Regions from separate parts of the Homo sapiens genome. Here region 1 is linked to region 2. A link is a loop called in an ENCODE intact Hi-C map of the cell type or tissue named here. Cell type or tissue: GM12878. All regions are shown on one strand. Each heading gives the region's core, and the rest is flanking DNA. Links, peaks and the distances in the headings are about the cores only.

Region 1 (8,343 bases), core at 329-8,328, 150 kb before region 2:
CAACTTTTTGGGCTAAATGAAGGGGTTTAAGAAGGAAAAGGTGTGGGAAATATGCAGGAGTGTTGCCCGAGGGTGCAGGTCTGCATGACTTGTTTCAATGGTTATCTTGAGAAATTGCCTGTCCAGAAGGTCTGGTTTGCCTCATCCTGACTTTGGCCTGGTAGTGGTAGGTTAACTGTTCATAACTACCCCTAAGTGGGAGCTGTATCTCTCTGCCTGGTTTGTTTCAAAATTGGCCCCTGGATTACCTAAGCAAGCACATAATTAGATAAGCAAGCACTGTTCATTGAAGTGCCTGGTGGGAAAAGTAGAAACAAAGCATTTCAAAATATGTTTCAAAGCTGAAAACAAGAAAGGAAAAAAAGTTTTAAAATGCATTTTGAGGCTGGGATGCTCAGTTAAAAATAGACACTAGAGAATCCAAAGGGGAGGAGGCAAGGAGGGGTCAAGGGTTGAAAAACTACCTATTAGGTACTATATTCACTACTTGGGTGGTGGGATTAATAGAAGACCAAACCTCATCCTCAGCAACACACAATATACCCATTAACCAACCTTAACGTGTACCTCCTGAATCTTAAAAAAAAAAAAGACTTCTGGATCCAAATTGTTACTTAGACAACTGTAAGTCAGATATATTCAAATACATCACCATCACCCTGTATTTATATATGCATATATGCAAATACTAGGTGCATTTCTAATAAACAGCAATAGATTTCCTGGCTTTTATATTTTTACTTAAGTTGTATTGTTTTATTTTCATTTCATGTTGTTCATTGCTAGCATGAAGAAATACAATTGATTTTTTAAATATTTCTCTTGAATGCTGTAACCTTGCCAAATTCATTAGTTCTAGTACTTTTTTTGTGGAGTCCATCAGGTTTTCTATATACATCATGCTGTCTGTGAATAAAGACAATTTTGCTTTTTTTCCCATCTGGAGGCCTACCATTTTTCTTTTTCCTTGTCTTGTTCCGCTGGCTAGAACTTCCAATACAATGTTGGGTAGAAATGTGAGAGCATACATCCTTGTCTTGTTTCTGATGTTGGGGGAAAGTACTCTTTCACCATTAAATATGATGTTAACTGTAAATTTTCCATAGATGCTTTTGTCAGGTTGAGGAAGTTCTCATCTATTCCTATGTTGCTGAGTGTTTTTGTTAGAAATAAATGTTGGATTTTGTAAAATACTTGTTCTGCATTTGTTGAGGGTTTTTTTTCATTTTTAGTTTGTTAATATGGTACATTATATTGATTGATGTTTCAAATATCAAACCAGCCTTGCATTCCTAGGATAATTGCCTGTAGTCATGATGTATTAACCTTTTTATGTATTTTTGGATTCTGTTAAAATTTGTTTAAAACATTTTTATTTTCAGTGAAGATTATTGGTTTATAGTTTTCTTTCCTTATAATGGCACCCTCTGGTTTTGGTATAAGAGTAATTTTGCTTCATAGAATGAGTTGGGAAGCATCTTCCCCTCTTTAGTTTACTGGTTGAGTTTGTTTAGAATTGATGTTGTTTTCATTAACTGTTTTGTAGAATTCACCAGTGGAGCCATCTGGCCTGCTGTTTTCTTTGTGGAAAATTTAATTTAATTTATAATTACTAATTAAGTTTTTAAAAAATAAGTCTAGGGCTATTCAGGTTATTTCTTTTTGAGTGAGCTGTGGTAGCTTGTGTATTTTGAGAAATTTATCCATTTCATCTAAACTGTCTAATTTATTGGCATAAATTTGTTCATAATACTTCCTCATACTTCTAAAATCTGGATAATCTGTACTGATGTTACTTCTCTTGTTCTTGATACTGGTAACTTGTTTCTTCTCTCTGTTTTGCTTAATCAGTCTAGCTAGAGGTTTGAAAATTTTACTGATCTTCTCTTAATAAGGATCTGTATAAGAATAAGGAGTTAGCAATATGAAGGTCTGGGGACAGGCAAGAGCACTTGCACAGTTCCTGCAAAGGGGAGATCTTGGCATTTTCAAAGACAATAAACTGTAAGTGGCCAAGAATGGAAGCATGGAGGAGAGCAGTTATGAGACTATGGCAATATAAATCAGAGAAAGATGATGTTGTCTTGGACCACTGCAGTGGCTAATGAGGTGATGAAAAGTGATCAGAAGCAGATTATGAAGGCAGGGCTAATAGGAGCTGCCGGTGACTTGTACTTGGAATGACAGAGAAGAGTCATGAATTATGCCTAGTCTTAAGCCTGAGTAATGTGGTTAATGGTGGCTTTATGAAATAGGGAAGACTGAGAGGAGCAGATTTGGGTTATTATGCAGGTAAGTGCAGTGGAGATGAGACATCAACAGTTCGGATTTAGATGTAATGAAGAATTTGAATTCGAATGGTTAATTCAAATAATTTGTTGTTGCCACGTATGTGTGTATGTGGGGGTTTTGGGTGGCGTTGTTGTTGTTGTTGTTGTTGTTGTTGTTGTTGTTGTTGAGACAGGGTCTCACTCTGGTTGCCTAGGCTGGAGTGCAGTGGCACAATCTCGGCTCACTGAAGCCTTGATCTCCCAGGCTCAGGTGATTCTCCCACCTCTGAAGTAGCTGGGATTACAGTTGTGCAGACCACATCCAGCTAATTTTTTTTTTTTTTTTTTTTTAAGTAGAGGTAGAGGCAGGGCTTTCCTCTGTTGCCCAGGCTGGTCTCGAACTCCTGGATTCAAGCAATCCACCTGCCTTAGCCCCCCAAGTGGTAAGATTACAGGCCTGAGCCACCACACCTGGCTAGTTGTATATATTTTTTTATGTTTGCTTAAGTTATCCAGGAAATTCAATCTTTACCTCATAAAGATTGTCTATCTAATGAAGCCACTATGTAAGGGATATTCAAGGTAGAGGAGGCAATCTTTTACAACTGATTTAGCATATAATTTCACATAAAACATTCAAATTATAATATACCATGAAATATAAGAAACAGATATATATGAATTGTGCTAACAAGGACATAGGTGTGAAGTGTTCAGATTTCAGGGTATAACCTTATGCTAACAAACCTTACAGAGAAATAGTCTATTGGTAGGTTGTATATGTAATGTGAATAACCAATAAAAACTTTCTTGGTAAGATCAAAACATGGAACTCTGAAATTATTTATTTTTCTTTTCCAAAGTTCTTTGTGTATAAATCAGATCTTGAGGACGACTCAGGAAAATTGGGCTCAGAGTCTCAGACCTCCTTTAAAACAGACCATGATGTTATGTTCAGCCCAAGTAGAGCTGATAAAATCTGGTGTCCTTGGAATAGGCCCAGAAGGTGACTAACTTCCAGGAGTAGAAGGATTGAATCTCTAATTTTGGGAAATGATAAACTACAGAGAAACCACTATCCTCTCCCAGAAAGTACTCTTAAGAGAATATTAAGCTGGTTAATCTATTGGACTTATCTCTTTTCTAATTATATATAGTAAGTCTCCCAGTCAGAATAAAATTCTTTCAGTCTCAGACTAAAGTAGAATCATAATAGAATACATTAAGGAATGAAGTTTTTAAATTTACATTTTTGTTTCAGCAATCCTCTAAATAAAATGTAATAAGCATTTAGTATTAGCAAATCCTTTGAGGGCAGGGACCTTATTTGTGTCATTCATTACTATATTCCTAGCATAAGCATAGTGTGGGTACACTGATAATTTTCTAGATGAATATGTATATTAGTGAACTTCATAGTAGAAAGCGTGGCTTATTTCATGTATTTTTAATACATTTATTCACTAGAGGGTGCTGTGTAAGCATTCAGCACTTTAAAAGTGTCATCTCTTTCACTTGTACTTACTTGCAGGAAGGTTGGATTTTTAAATCACCTGATTTAGCAAAAGCTTTCATTTCTTTTCGTTTTCAAAGCAGTACTGGTGGTATTGTGTATGGTTAAATTAATGAAAATGAGAGATTAATGGCAGCATTAACACAAATGTTTCCTTTCTTCCTCCTCCTTAGGAGACTTATGACCCCAATCATGTATGCTGCTCGAGATGGTCACACCCAGGTTGTTGCTCTCCTTGTTGCTCATGGAGCAGAAGTTAATACCCAGGATGAGAATGGTTACACTGTGAGAAACATTTTTACAATGTTTCTTTTTGTTTCTGTTATTATCAGTAATCTACAAAAAAAGAATTTTAAGAAGTAATAATTACAAAAGGGCTGGAATATAATTGCTATCTGGTGAAAAAAAGCAACAGTTGAAATAGAAGGGTATGGTGACTCACACCTGTAATCCCTGCACTTTGGGAGGCCGAGGCAGGCGGATCATTTGAGGTTAGGAATTTGAGACCAGCCTGGCCAACATGGTGAAACCCTGTCTCTACTAAAAATACAAAAAATTAGCCAGGCATGGTGGCACGTGCCTTTAATCCCAGCTACTCAGGAGGCTGAGGCAGGAGAATCGCTTGAACCCAAGAGGCAGAGGTTGTAGTGAGCCAAGATCGCACCACTGCACTTCAGCCTGGGCAACAAGAGCGAAACTCCATCTCAAAAAAAAAGAAAAGAAAAGAAATAGAAATGAGGAATTAACTGACTCTCGTAGTCCTTACTCTTGATTAAAAAAAAAAATTGTAACACACAGCAAAATCTGGGCTCTAAAATATACATAAGAATTATTTTTTGTAGAAAACCCTTCAGTGATTGGCAAATAAATCATTTTATTCCTTAACATCAGTTAATTGTATAAAACACTGGTTTTAAAAAATCAATGAGCTTTGCAGTCAGCTTTGCAATTACAACTTTGGAAATATGTTTACATTATATTGTAAAATGAAGAGATTGCATCATTCCATTAATTAACTATGTTCTCTTTTTTATTGTGTCATAAATACTGTTGAAAACTTTTCCTGTCTGTCTCATATACACTCCTTCTCTTTAAACAATCTTCTTTTCCCCCTACTTACAGGCTTTAACGTGGGCAGCACGTCAGGGTCATAAAAATATAGTTTTGAAGTTGCTTGAACTTGGAGCTAATAAAATGCTACAAACCAAAGATGGAAAGATGCCAAGTGAGATTGCAAAAAGAAACAAACATCATGAGGTATCCTTCTGTACATATTAAACTTATTTTCTGTGGCATATCACATTATCATTTGTAGAACTTTTGTATTATTCTGTTAGAATTAAAAGTGTAATTATAGTGTATCTGGCAATTATTAAATGTTTAAATATGTATCTTTCCTCCAGCCAGGTAATGAGAACTTTATTTTGCTAGAGTATTCATCTTCTATGAAACAAGAAGCACTTATAGTAATTTAAAAGCTCTATAAAAGAGTAATAAAATCTTATTCTGGCCCCAGGAATAAAATTGTAATATACTATTTAAACATTTTAAACTGGTCCAGAATTTTAAAAGTAATTTAGTGAAAGCTAGTAAAATGCCAGTTTGAACATGTAACTCAAACATTCTTTTGTAAGTTTAATTAATGTATTAAACAATTTAAAAATTAAATTCCTTAAACAACATTTGCTCTTATATGTGTGACAGGGCTTACGATAAAGTGATAATATACCTGGATGTATAATCTGTCATTCAGATGTTAAACTCAATAATAAATACTTGCCATACATTAAATTACTTTATCAATATAAACTTTTGGTCTGAAGATTAAAGCTTTAGCCACAAGTCTGTAACTTCTAAGCAAGGATCAAGTATAGTACAATTATAAAACTAAGTTGTTTAGTTCAAGAGTTTGTAACACTGAGTTCCCGAATTTGAAAGCACGTAAAATTCCAAAGATTCCGTCATGTAATCATCAAACCAAGCCACTTTTACTGCATATAAAGTAACTTCCTCTAACCTTTTAAGCAATCTGATAAACATGGCTATCATTTTCCAAATATTATTCTAATATTTTCAGAATTTTTATAGGATAAACAGTAATCACTACAGCCCTGTAGAATTTCAAAAAGGAATTTACCATTTTTCTTCCAAACTTTGAAAATTCAAAAACTTAAAATTATTTTATTACATTGTTAAATGTAGAGTAGATGACACCAAACTTGACATAAGAAGTTTATGAACATCAAAGGTTATTTTGAGTCATAAATCATTTATTGAAATGAGATTTGATCTTGTATTTTGGCTGAGTATGTGATATAACCTTGACTTCCTGAGAGGTTAGATTTTAAAACTCAGGAATTTCACCATATCTTTTTGAGGTGTTCAGTTAGGATTTGTATACATTTAGTCATGCTCATTACTCTCTTGCCACTTAGCAATGTTTTTAAAGTACTATCTTAATATTTAATCTGAGTCATTTATCCAAATGGAATTTTTAGTTTCGCTATGTATCTTACCAAAAATATTAATTACTATCTTCCTTTAATTTTTACTATTTTGAATTAGATGTACTTTTTTCTTTTCTGATTATTGTAGGTTAAGGAAGCACTTAGATATCCCAATTACCCTGATTTGTTTATTATACATTGTATATGTGTATCAAAATATCGCATGTACCCCCCAAAATATATACAACTGTGATATATCATTTTTTTAAAAGTTGTTATCAGGGTAGTAAATTGTGAAACATCTGTCCCACTTACTTGCTAAAATTTCCTTTCTGGATATGAGATAATCGTATGTTCAGTTTCTTTTAAGTGTAAGTTACAGTATGCAATGTTAATTATATTTGAATGATGTTAACTTTTTTCAGATCTTCAACTTACTTTCTTTTACTTTAAATCCATTGGAAGGAAAACTTCAACAGCTAACTAAAGAAGACACTATTTGTAAAATATTGACAACAGATTCTGATAGAGAAAAAGATCACATTTTTAGGTAATATAGCATGTTTTAGTTCAACAGAATACCTATAAGTAAAATTTGTGTATATTTTATTGTAGTAAATGTGGTGACTTATTTAAAATATATGATATTTTAAATGTTTACAAGCATTTTTAAATGTCTGGGTTTTTAGTGTTCTCCAGAATTTTAGAAAATTTTTATTCATTTTTATGTACTAACACTAATGATAATAACTTTAAATGTAAACTTTAAGTAAGATATCAACAATAAAATCTATTTTTAAAAGGTTCTGAAATTATATTAGTGTTCAAACAGTATAACACCTTGTTTTCTAATTATTTTTAGTACAGTTCTAATTTTATAAGCTAAAATTAAACATATACTTTTCCCCCCAGAACACCACTGTTGAGTACATGGCCAAAAATAATTCTCTCCTTACCCCATTTAAAGTTACTTAAATTTTACTTATTGCAATTAAAGAGGTGTGGTTTTTTTTCATTTTTTGTTTTTTGTGGGTTTTTTTGCCTCAAACACCTGTGCTCAAGCAGTTCTCCCGCCACAGCCTCCCAAGTAGCTGGGACTGCAGGTGTATGCTACTGTACCAGGCTGAGGAGATTTTTATGTGCAGAAATTTCACAAGGAGTACATACTGGCATATATTTTCATTTGGGGAAAGATGAGTTATACTCCTCATATATCTTCAGTCACAAAACCTTACTTATTCCTTTGATATAGCATAGGTCTGGTGTGCAGATTGCAAATATATTCTACATGAATTCATTATTATTCATATTCTCTTGCAATATAAATGTATATTTATCGCTTGTGCATTTATAATCTGTTCTGAAATTGACATTGCTATAAATGTATACAGTTCATATACAGCATTTGGAGATCTGGAAGTATTTTTACATGGTCTTGGACTTGAACATATGACAGATTTACTAAAGGTAAGATCTTATATAACCTACAGTGAGTTATGCATATATGTTAATTTGTTGGTTAATATAATGTTAGATATTAATTCATAAACATGTCTATGAATAACTGCCAATTTACTTTTCACCATAATTTGTAGTACATCCCAATTTTAAATTTGTGAAAAACATTGCAAAAATGTATTATTCTAGAAATTTACATAAATTAGAATCTGAGATTAAACAGTTTTTACCCACTGCCTAACCTTCATATACACCTGAGCCCTTAGTTTGTTTCTGTAGTTGCTCATCTTCTTGAGTAGAATATTGGAAGAGCGTGATTTTAAACCAAACACCTGGTATCAGATTCTTGCTCTAATGTTTAATCACTGAAATATGTGACTTAAATATCTCATTTTCTTCATAAGGATAATAATACCTAGTGTTGGGTTGTCATGAAGGTTAAATCAGATCATATGCCAAGCACTGTGTGGGTGTTTTAAGCATACATTATGGGGTTTGAGTCCATGACAGTTGTTACCAGCTAGGTGGAGATACTGAAGCAGTAAAGCACTATTTAAGATAGACTCTTCTTGGGAGTGTGCACATTCTGTTAAAATATTTCAGAGTTGTGCTTCATTGTATAATCTTGAAATGTCTCCCTATTTGGAGAAATCTT
Region 2 (8,343 bases), core at 135-8,134:
ATAAACAGATGAATGAATAAAGAAAATGTGTTACTTATACATGATAAAGTACTATTCAGCCATAAAATTGAATGAGATTCCGTCATTTGCAACAACATGGATGGAACTGGGGCCATTAATGTTAAGTGAAATAAGCCAGACACAGAAAGACAAACATCACGTGTTCTCACTTATTTGTGGGATGTAAAAATGAAAACAATTGAACTCACGGACATACAGAGTAAAAGGATGGTTACCAGAGGCTGGGAAGGGTAGTGGGGGTTTGAGGGAGAAGGTGGAGATGGTAAATGGATAAAAAAAAATAGAAAGAATGGATAAACCTACTTGATAGCACAACAGGGTGACTACTGTAGTCAATAATAACTTAATTGTACATTTAAAAATAACTAACAACTAAAAAAGTATAATTTGATTTTTTGTAACACAAAGGATAAATACCTGAGGGGATGGATACCCCATTTTCCATGATTACTATGCAGCACATGCCTGTATCAAACATCTCATGTACCCCATAAACATATACACCTATGTACCCACAAAAATTAAAAATTAAAAAAAGTTTAAAAATCCACCATTAGAGCCTGAAAATCAGATGTTTCATGTCTTTTCCCTAATCCTGTAACGGCAGATAATGTCAGTGTTTATTTCAGGCCATATGAAGATATGGAAAGCTTCTCAATTCTTTTTAAAAACATTTTTAGAGACTGAGTCTCCCTCTGTCACCCAGGCTGGAGTACAATGGTGCAATCACAGTACACTGCAGCCTCCAATGCCTGGGCTCAAGGAACTTGTCCCACCTCAGCCTCCCAAGTAGCTGGGACTATAGGTGCACATCACCACACCCAGCTAAAATTTTTGAATGTTTTATGTTTTATTTTGTAGCCTTACTATTCTTGCCCAGGCTGATCTCAAACTCCTGGGCTCAAGAAATTCTCCTGCTTCAGCCTCTCAAAGTGCTGGGATTACCAGTATAAGCCACAGAGGCTGGTCTTCTCAATTCTTTTATAAAGCCATAATAATTTTGATGCTGGTAAGTACTGATAAAAGAAGTGTATTTGTCCATTCTCCCATTGCCATAATGAAATACCTGGCACTAGGTAATTTATAAAGAAAAGAGGTTTAATTGGCTCACAGTTCTGCAGGCTGTACAGGAAGCATAGTGGCTTCTGCTTGGCTTCTGGGGAGGCCACAGGAAACTTACAATCATGGTGAAAGGTGAAGGGGGAGCCAGAAAGTACTTCTCATGGCTGGAGCAGGAGGAAGAGAGAGCGGGGAGGTGCCACACACTTTTAAACAACCAGATCTCATGAGAATTCACTATCACGAAAACACCACCAAAGGGAAAAATCTGCCCCCAAGATCCAATCACCAGCACCAGGCCCCACCTCCAATATTGAGGATTACAATTTGTCGTGAGATTTGGGTGGGGACACAAATCCAAACCATATCACAAAGTTTAAAAGAAAAACCAAACTGGCAGATCATTCCATTTGGTCATATTGTCTTTTTTCCTGTATCCATTGCTAGATTGCATTTGCTGATATTTAATTTAGAATGTTTACATTTGTATTCCAACACATACACATAAGTTGAGACTAAGGAACACTTACTGTCCTGCTGGAAGGAAGGGTCTTTATAAAGGAAGCCCATCGGAATGGATTTTGATGCACCCTCATATAGAAATCAAAGCAGAAGGCAGAAGACAACCTGGATTCCAGTTGCCATCTCTGTCAGAAGTCAGGAACCATGGACCTTGGTCAGGAAGTGTAAGAATGATATATAAATAATCATCTTTAAAACTTCTACTGTGTTATTTGAGTTGCTCTGGCTCTACCTCTCCACATATTTGCATTAAATGATTTACAAAGAAGAGAGCCTTAATGCTTGTCCTCAGGGGCAGCAAAACAAGGCAAGACCTGGGAAAACAGCAACCTCCCTGGCATCCAGGACTGGGGAGGTGAGAATTGCTAGTGTGAGTTGTGAGTGGGCTCAACAGTTGAGCAGAGTAGTTGAGGAGGGGGTCTTGACTCTGGGTCATAAGGTGCAAGGTCTAGGAAGTTCACATCATTTGCTTCTCTCAAGTTCAGGGAAGGTGTCTCTCTCTCCTCACCTGATTAGCCCTTGATAGAGTTTGGATATCTGTCCCTATCCAAATCTGATGTTGAGTTGTAATCCCAAATGCTGGAGGTGAGCCTGGTGAGAGGTGTTTGGATCATGGGAGCGGATACCTCATGGCTTGGTGCTGTCTGATAGTGATTCTGGTCATTTAAAAGCATGTGGGCAGGGCGCAGTGGCTCACGTCTGTAATACCAGCACTTCGCGAGGCCGAGGCGGGCGAATCACGACGTCAGGAGACGGAGACCATCCTGGCTAACGCGATGAAACCCCATCTCTACTAAAAATACAAAAAATTAGCCGGGCGAGGTGGCAGACGCCTGTACTCCCAGCTACTCGGGAGGCTGACGCAGGAGAATGGCGTGAACCCGGGAGGCGGAGCTTGCAGTGAGCTGAGATCACGCCACCGCACTCCAGCCTGGGCGACAGAGCGAGACTCCGTCTCAAAAAAAAAAAAAAAAGAAAAGAAAAAAGCACGTGGCGCCTCCCCCTCACTTTCTCTCTGTTGCTCTTGCTTTCACCATGTGATGTGCCTGTCCCCACTTCACCTTCTGCCATGATTGGAAGCCTCCTGAGGCTTCCCCAGAAGCAGATGCTGCTATGCTTCCTGTACAGCCTGCAGAATCGTGAGCCAATTAAACCTCTTTACTTATAAATTACCCAGTCCCAGATATTTCTATATAGCAATACACGAATAGACTAATACACTCCTATTAGCCAATGGACTCATTTCCTTCAACAATATTACCCACCCTGTCATTTCCTTCAACAGTATTACCCACATCTGTCATCTGATTGTGTCTACATCTGTCACCATCTTTTTTCCATCTGCACTTCCCATTAACTCCTCCTACCCCTCAAAGCCTCACCTTTCCATGAAATGGCTCTAAAATCCTAACTATTAAATTCATTAGGCACTTTAAAATCCTTATCTTCCGTATCTTTGCTGTATTTTCTGCAACTTGTTTTTTTTTTTTTTTCTTTTGAGACAGGGTCTCACTCTGTCACCCAGGCTGGAGTGTAATCAGGGCTCACTGCAGCCTCGACCTCCTGGGCCCAAGTGATCCTCCCACCTCAGCCTTCCAAGTAGCTGGGACTACAGGCACATGCCACCATGCCCACCTAATTAAAAATTTTTTTTTGTGGAGCTCAGGTCTTACTATGTTACTCAGGCTAGCCTTGAACTCCTGGGCTCAAATAATCCTCCTGACCTGGCCTCCCAAATTGCTGGGATTACAGAAAACTTGGATTTTCTAACAACGATGTCTTTGGGCATTTCCACTTCCCACTGCCTATAAGCTCTTAAACCTTCATTCAAGGATTATCGCAATCTGGAGTCCCAACTTCGGTAGGTCGACTTTGGACTTTTGTTTCCTCATCTACTAAATCAAAGAATCAGATTCTCATCATTTTTTCTTCTGGCTCAAAATTACATTTCCAAGCCTTCCCTGGTCCTTCTCAGCTGGAACCCATCTTCCTCCTCTGAATATGGGTCAAAGGTTATTTATACCTATCACGTATCGCATCAATTCATCCAAGAAATCATTTGCACATCCCCTTTATGTTGAGAGTTGTGTCAGAGGAAGAAGAGGGAAAGAGATAGACCTGGCCCCTGCCACCAAGAGCAGATATCCACGAGACAGACCTGGCTCCTGCCACCAAGAGCAGATATCCACAAGATAGACCTGGCCCCTGCCAAGAGCAGTGCTACCAGTGTGTGTACATGGAGTTCAAGCTCTTATGAGATACTTCAAGAGCCGGAGCTAGCTACATATCCCATTAGGGCTTTGTACAAAGTAGGTACAAAGAAGGGTTTGCCAAAAGCATAAAAAGCCCTTGTGCACCTAAATGTTACCTGCCCACCTGACTATGCTCTTGGGGCCAGCAGGAAGATCCCCTGAGAAGGAGATGTGGCCAGGTGCTTTCCCCGAATACTGCTTATTTTAACACTAGTGGGGAAAGACTTCAGATTCTCAATAAGGGGAAAAACAAGCTACATAAAGGACAGGCCCTTTGTTTTTAGGCACTGGAGTGAGATTTTAAATAGTGGTATTTTTCACTTTAGATAGAGGATTCAAGTTTATTTATTTTTCTTTTCTTTTCTTTTTTTTTTTTTTTGCTTAAGTAAAGCCAGATGCTAAGCAAGATATGAATCATATGGAAAGCTTTTAAAGGTGGTGAGGACAAATGATCACTTTGGTTCAGATCACTAAAATACTCAAAGAATGCTCACACTGAAGCATCAGGAATGCAAACATGATAAAAAATTTAAAAGTACCCTTACGAGAAAACATTTTAAAAATGGCAATGACAGTAAACTGGTCAGGTTCTACCACAGACTGTTGGGTCTGCGGCTTCTTATCAGGAGTTTTCTCACAAGAAGTTTTCAAACAGCAAAACCAAAAGGATTCCTGGAACTACAGTGTTGAACACTATTCAGTAAGTAGAGTCTCTGAACCAGAACAACCTGCCATGGCACACACATTTTGCTTCATTCATGCTTCCAGTGATTCCTCTTGCGAGCTTTTTCTGTGCATTTGGCCTAGAAGGACAGTTTGGGGTTGACAATGATGGTCCTGTTGAACCCAAGAGATTCCATTTTCCAAGCCTCTGCCTATAAGGGGTTCTCAGGGCCTGCTGAGATGTGTTCCATCAGCACAGAAACCATGATGTGGCATTCAGTAGATCCAGGTTCCCAGGAAACTCAAGGTAAATCCAAAGGTTTATTTGGGACATCAACAATTTTAGGGTTGGAAGACACAGGAGGATACAAATGATTGCTGTAATACACAAAAGTTTTATTTTTGACTTTCTTCTTTTCTGAAGGCAAAATAAAATAGAACTGAACATCAGTGAATTTTGTACAACAAAAACAGCTTTTAATATGGAATAGTCCATGAACATTTTAAAATCTCGGAATGGCTTCCCTTTTTCAAAGTCATGCTTTCTTGCGGTCCACAAGGAGTTGGCACAGAGGAGATGGTGGCAGCGGCGGGTGAGGTGAGTGGAGGACAGGGCTTCTCTCAGATCCGTGTTAGCTGGTGCCACAGACTGGATGGGAGGATGCTCTCCACTTTCTCCATGACAAAGTTTAAGGGGGCAAACAAAGTGCTGAGGAACTGCAAAGAAACCAGACAGACACAGAAGTCAGCAGAAACCTTGTTCAAGACTATAAAACAAACCTCTCCACCCACGCTTGCAGCTTAAGTCTCTGCATTACGAAAGTCTCAAAAGGCAACCATTTCATCTTTATGTTTACAGGAAACATCAGCTGATGGTCAAACCTGCATTCCAGTCCTTGGCCCCAGCACTGTTAGATAAGGGGGAGAAGTGTCAGCTGACAGCCCCCTCACTCCCCTGACAGGTGGCCCACAGTCCTGAGGTCTTCCTGCTAGTCTTTAGCATCTGCCAGCTGCCATGCAGATGACTGGTGTCGTCAAACAGGAATGACAGATTGGTGGCAAGTGGGCACAAGAGTTAAAAAATGGTGACAACTTAGACCAGCTGCTCATCTAGCTGGGTGTAGAGCTCACTTTAAATGGAAATGGCAATTTTACAGGTCAAGTGTGTTGTGTATGAATTTCTTTGCGGTCCTACTGCCTCCCAGACACCAGCGTGGGCTCCTTTCTGAGCCACATGTTTAGCAGCATGCCTGGGACCCTGGGAGAAGGCGGCAAACGGGCTATTCCATGGAGGACAGATCCTTGTTAAGGGGCTGTTCCGAGTGCACCTCTGGGAACTCTTTCATTTGGTTACTAAATTCCTTTCTGCTTTTCATGTAGAGAATAAAGCTCATTAGCTGTGTCTTTTAAGAAAGCCAAGTGCTTCACATGAGATACTTATTAAAATATTCTCAAATCCATTCTAATTCTGTTCTTGTGAAGAATCAGTTTCATTCCACACCCCATCCAGCATCTGGCAGAAGAGGTGCCCTATCCCAGTCAGGGAAGAGAGAGTTGTTGGGATGGTTTCATTGCCCTCTCTCTGCTCAGAACCCAGGTATTGTCTTACTGGGGTTCAACACCTGGTTCTTGTACCATGGAGCCCTTTGTCCTAAGCCCTTGTCCATTACACAGCACCATCTACACTACCAAGAATTTCTCATAGAAGTGTAGTGCAGTGTGTGTGTATATAATGCAGAGGGGATCATAGTTCTGAGGTCAAGCAAATTTAGTATATTTAATAAAGTTAAATCAGGCTCCTTTACTAGGTAAATGTTCTGTGGACTGTGGGTCTTCGAGAAGAGGTATGGTGGGCAAGTTTCCCAAATTTGCTGACCCAGAATCTGTCCTGTTGTTTCATTTTGTTTTTGGACCAGTAGAACACACACTGGGAAGGCAGGTAACACAAAATAGCCAGATCATCAAATGCGAGATCCATATAATGCAAAATCAAGACAGCGTAAAATTTGGGATCCTTCTCCAATCTGTGTTTTACACCAATTAAATGTATTTATTTAGTAAGGCACTTAAGTGCTGGGTGAAATATAAAGGGGTGTAGTTCAAAACTAAACTCCCACTGTCAGGAAGCTCAAAGCCCAGTGATGGAGGGGGCCACGAAGATCTGGACAGAGCAAACTAATAATGAGATAGGCTGTGATGGCAATCAGGATAGAGGCCCAAACAAAGCACTGGGATTGGAAAAGGGAGAGAATCCATTCTGTTGAAAGGAGCAGGAATACTTTTGAGAAAGAGGCAAGTGAAATGGACTCCAGTGGATGCTTGGAATATCAAAAGAGAGAGATGGAGTAAGGATGGTAAAGGAAGAAATAGGAGCAGGGTGGGCCCTCCAGGCTCAATAAACAGTCAAAGAGAAATGGAAAAGCAACACTATTACCAGAAGGTAGTAAATGGTTCAGTTTAGCTAGGACAGTTAGAAGAAGTAGAGTTCAAAAGTGGCTAGAAGGATACTGGGGAGGGCCCTGCGTGTCAGGTTGGATCTGCAGTTAAGAAACAGGCAGCCATGTCAGTGCTTGAGCAAAGAGGAGACGGTGCCATCCTCAAGCGGGTGCCAGGTACATGGCAGTTTCTGATAATCTTCTGAAATTATCCTTTGTTGAGTGCACAAAACCACCCTACGGAATAGATGGCCTATCTTTTTCAGTTTAGAGCTGGATTGGGAGCACCCATGAATGCAGTTGGAAGGCATCATGGGAGACAATGGGCCTGGGAATGAGCAATTACTGCCCAATTACTCTGAAAGCATTTGTAAAATCCTAGTTATAAGAGGATAATATGGAACAAGTCTACTGATTGCATTCACCCAACATGATAGGAAATACACACATAATATGTGTACATACATAATTATATATGTCTGCGTATATGTATATCTACATACACAGACACATATATAATCAGAGACTACCAAGGCTCCACAAACCACAGCATCTGTCTATAATGCTCAACTTCATAAAGAGGAGTTAAAGTGTTACAGTGGTCTCGATAAACCAGAGATTCTGACAGGTGGTGGAAGATAGGGCTTAATAAACAAGGTGATATTGCTGGCAAAGTTATATCCTGAAGACTTGGCCAAAAACAGATTTAGAACTGTTGAAGTTGTGGTTGAGTGGGGAAGGAACTGCTGATATTGAGCCATTGCAGCCATGGAGCTGTTGCAACTGCTGAACATGAGCCAGCGCAGCTAGATAACAGGCATCGCTCAAAGTCTGTACTCTGGGTGATGCACACACACTAAAATGTGGGGTCCTCGGGGAGCCTCACCTTGAGCTGTAGAATGAATGGAGATGTTACAAGGTTGGCTTAAAATAAAGGCCTTTATTTGTTTGCTTTGTTTTGGGCACTAACCTGACTTGGATAAAAAGCACAAAAGTGAAGCCTCTGAAAATCAGGAGGAAAGCTTCATCCTGGTTGATGTCCATAAATGCTCCCTTTTCCCCATGCTGCACAGCAAAGTACTGTGGTCCCTTCTTTCCTGGATGACACCTGCCCTTCTCAACAAGGTTCCACAAGAATACGAAGCCCCAATGCTTCCAACGTATAGAATGATTTGCTTCTATCCCTCCTATCTAGAATGTTCCATCCTTGGGAGAATTCACAAAGACTCCCTTGAACTTTTTCCTAGAGGGCCTAATTTACTCTCCCACGAGCCCCAGTTGAGATGGGCTCCCTTCATTACTAAGCCACCTTCCCCCACAGCAAGCCTTCCATCCCATACCTGCAAGGAAGGAGCAGGCAATGTAGTGAGGTGTCTGAAGCTGCTAAGCCC

The links. A loop is a pair of places that touch in the nucleus more often than their neighbours do. Peaks named below come from ENCODE experiments on the same cell type or tissue, not always from the same donor. Only the 100,000 strongest peaks of a DNase experiment are listed, where the experiment ranks them.
Region 1: a loop joins it to region 2, with 3 times the contacts of the local background. A loop is called at or near these places in 5 of 110 quality-filtered maps.

Annotation. Positions count from the first base shown.
Region 1 is chr7:117,381,423-117,389,765 of GRCh38, reverse strand. It overlaps ASZ1 (ankyrin repeat, SAM and basic leucine zipper domain containing 1), which reads left to right. Exons shown (of 13, transcript NM_130768.3): 5 at 3,957-4,068; 6 at 4,906-5,040; 7 at 6,656-6,780; 8 at 7,622-7,697. Among named protein-coding and RNA genes, the nearest start is that of ASZ1, 42 kb to the left of the region's middle. In GM12878, for the core only: CTCF peaks have their summits at 3,749 (motif pointing right) and 8,201; a DNase peak (open chromatin) is centred at 3,865.
Region 2 is chr7:117,226,653-117,234,995 of GRCh38, reverse strand. ST7 (suppression of tumorigenicity 7) reads right to left here. Exons shown (of 16, transcript NM_001369598.1): 16 at 4,820-5,234. The coding sequence ends at 5,139. LOC105375466 (a long non-coding RNA gene) reads right to left here and starts at 2,248. Exons shown (of 3, transcript XR_927896.2): 1 at 2,111-2,248; 2 at 1,611-1,752. In GM12878, for the core only: no CTCF peak of the experiment used is centred there; DNase peaks (open chromatin) are centred at 3,985 and 4,419; H3K27ac peaks cover 1,559 bases.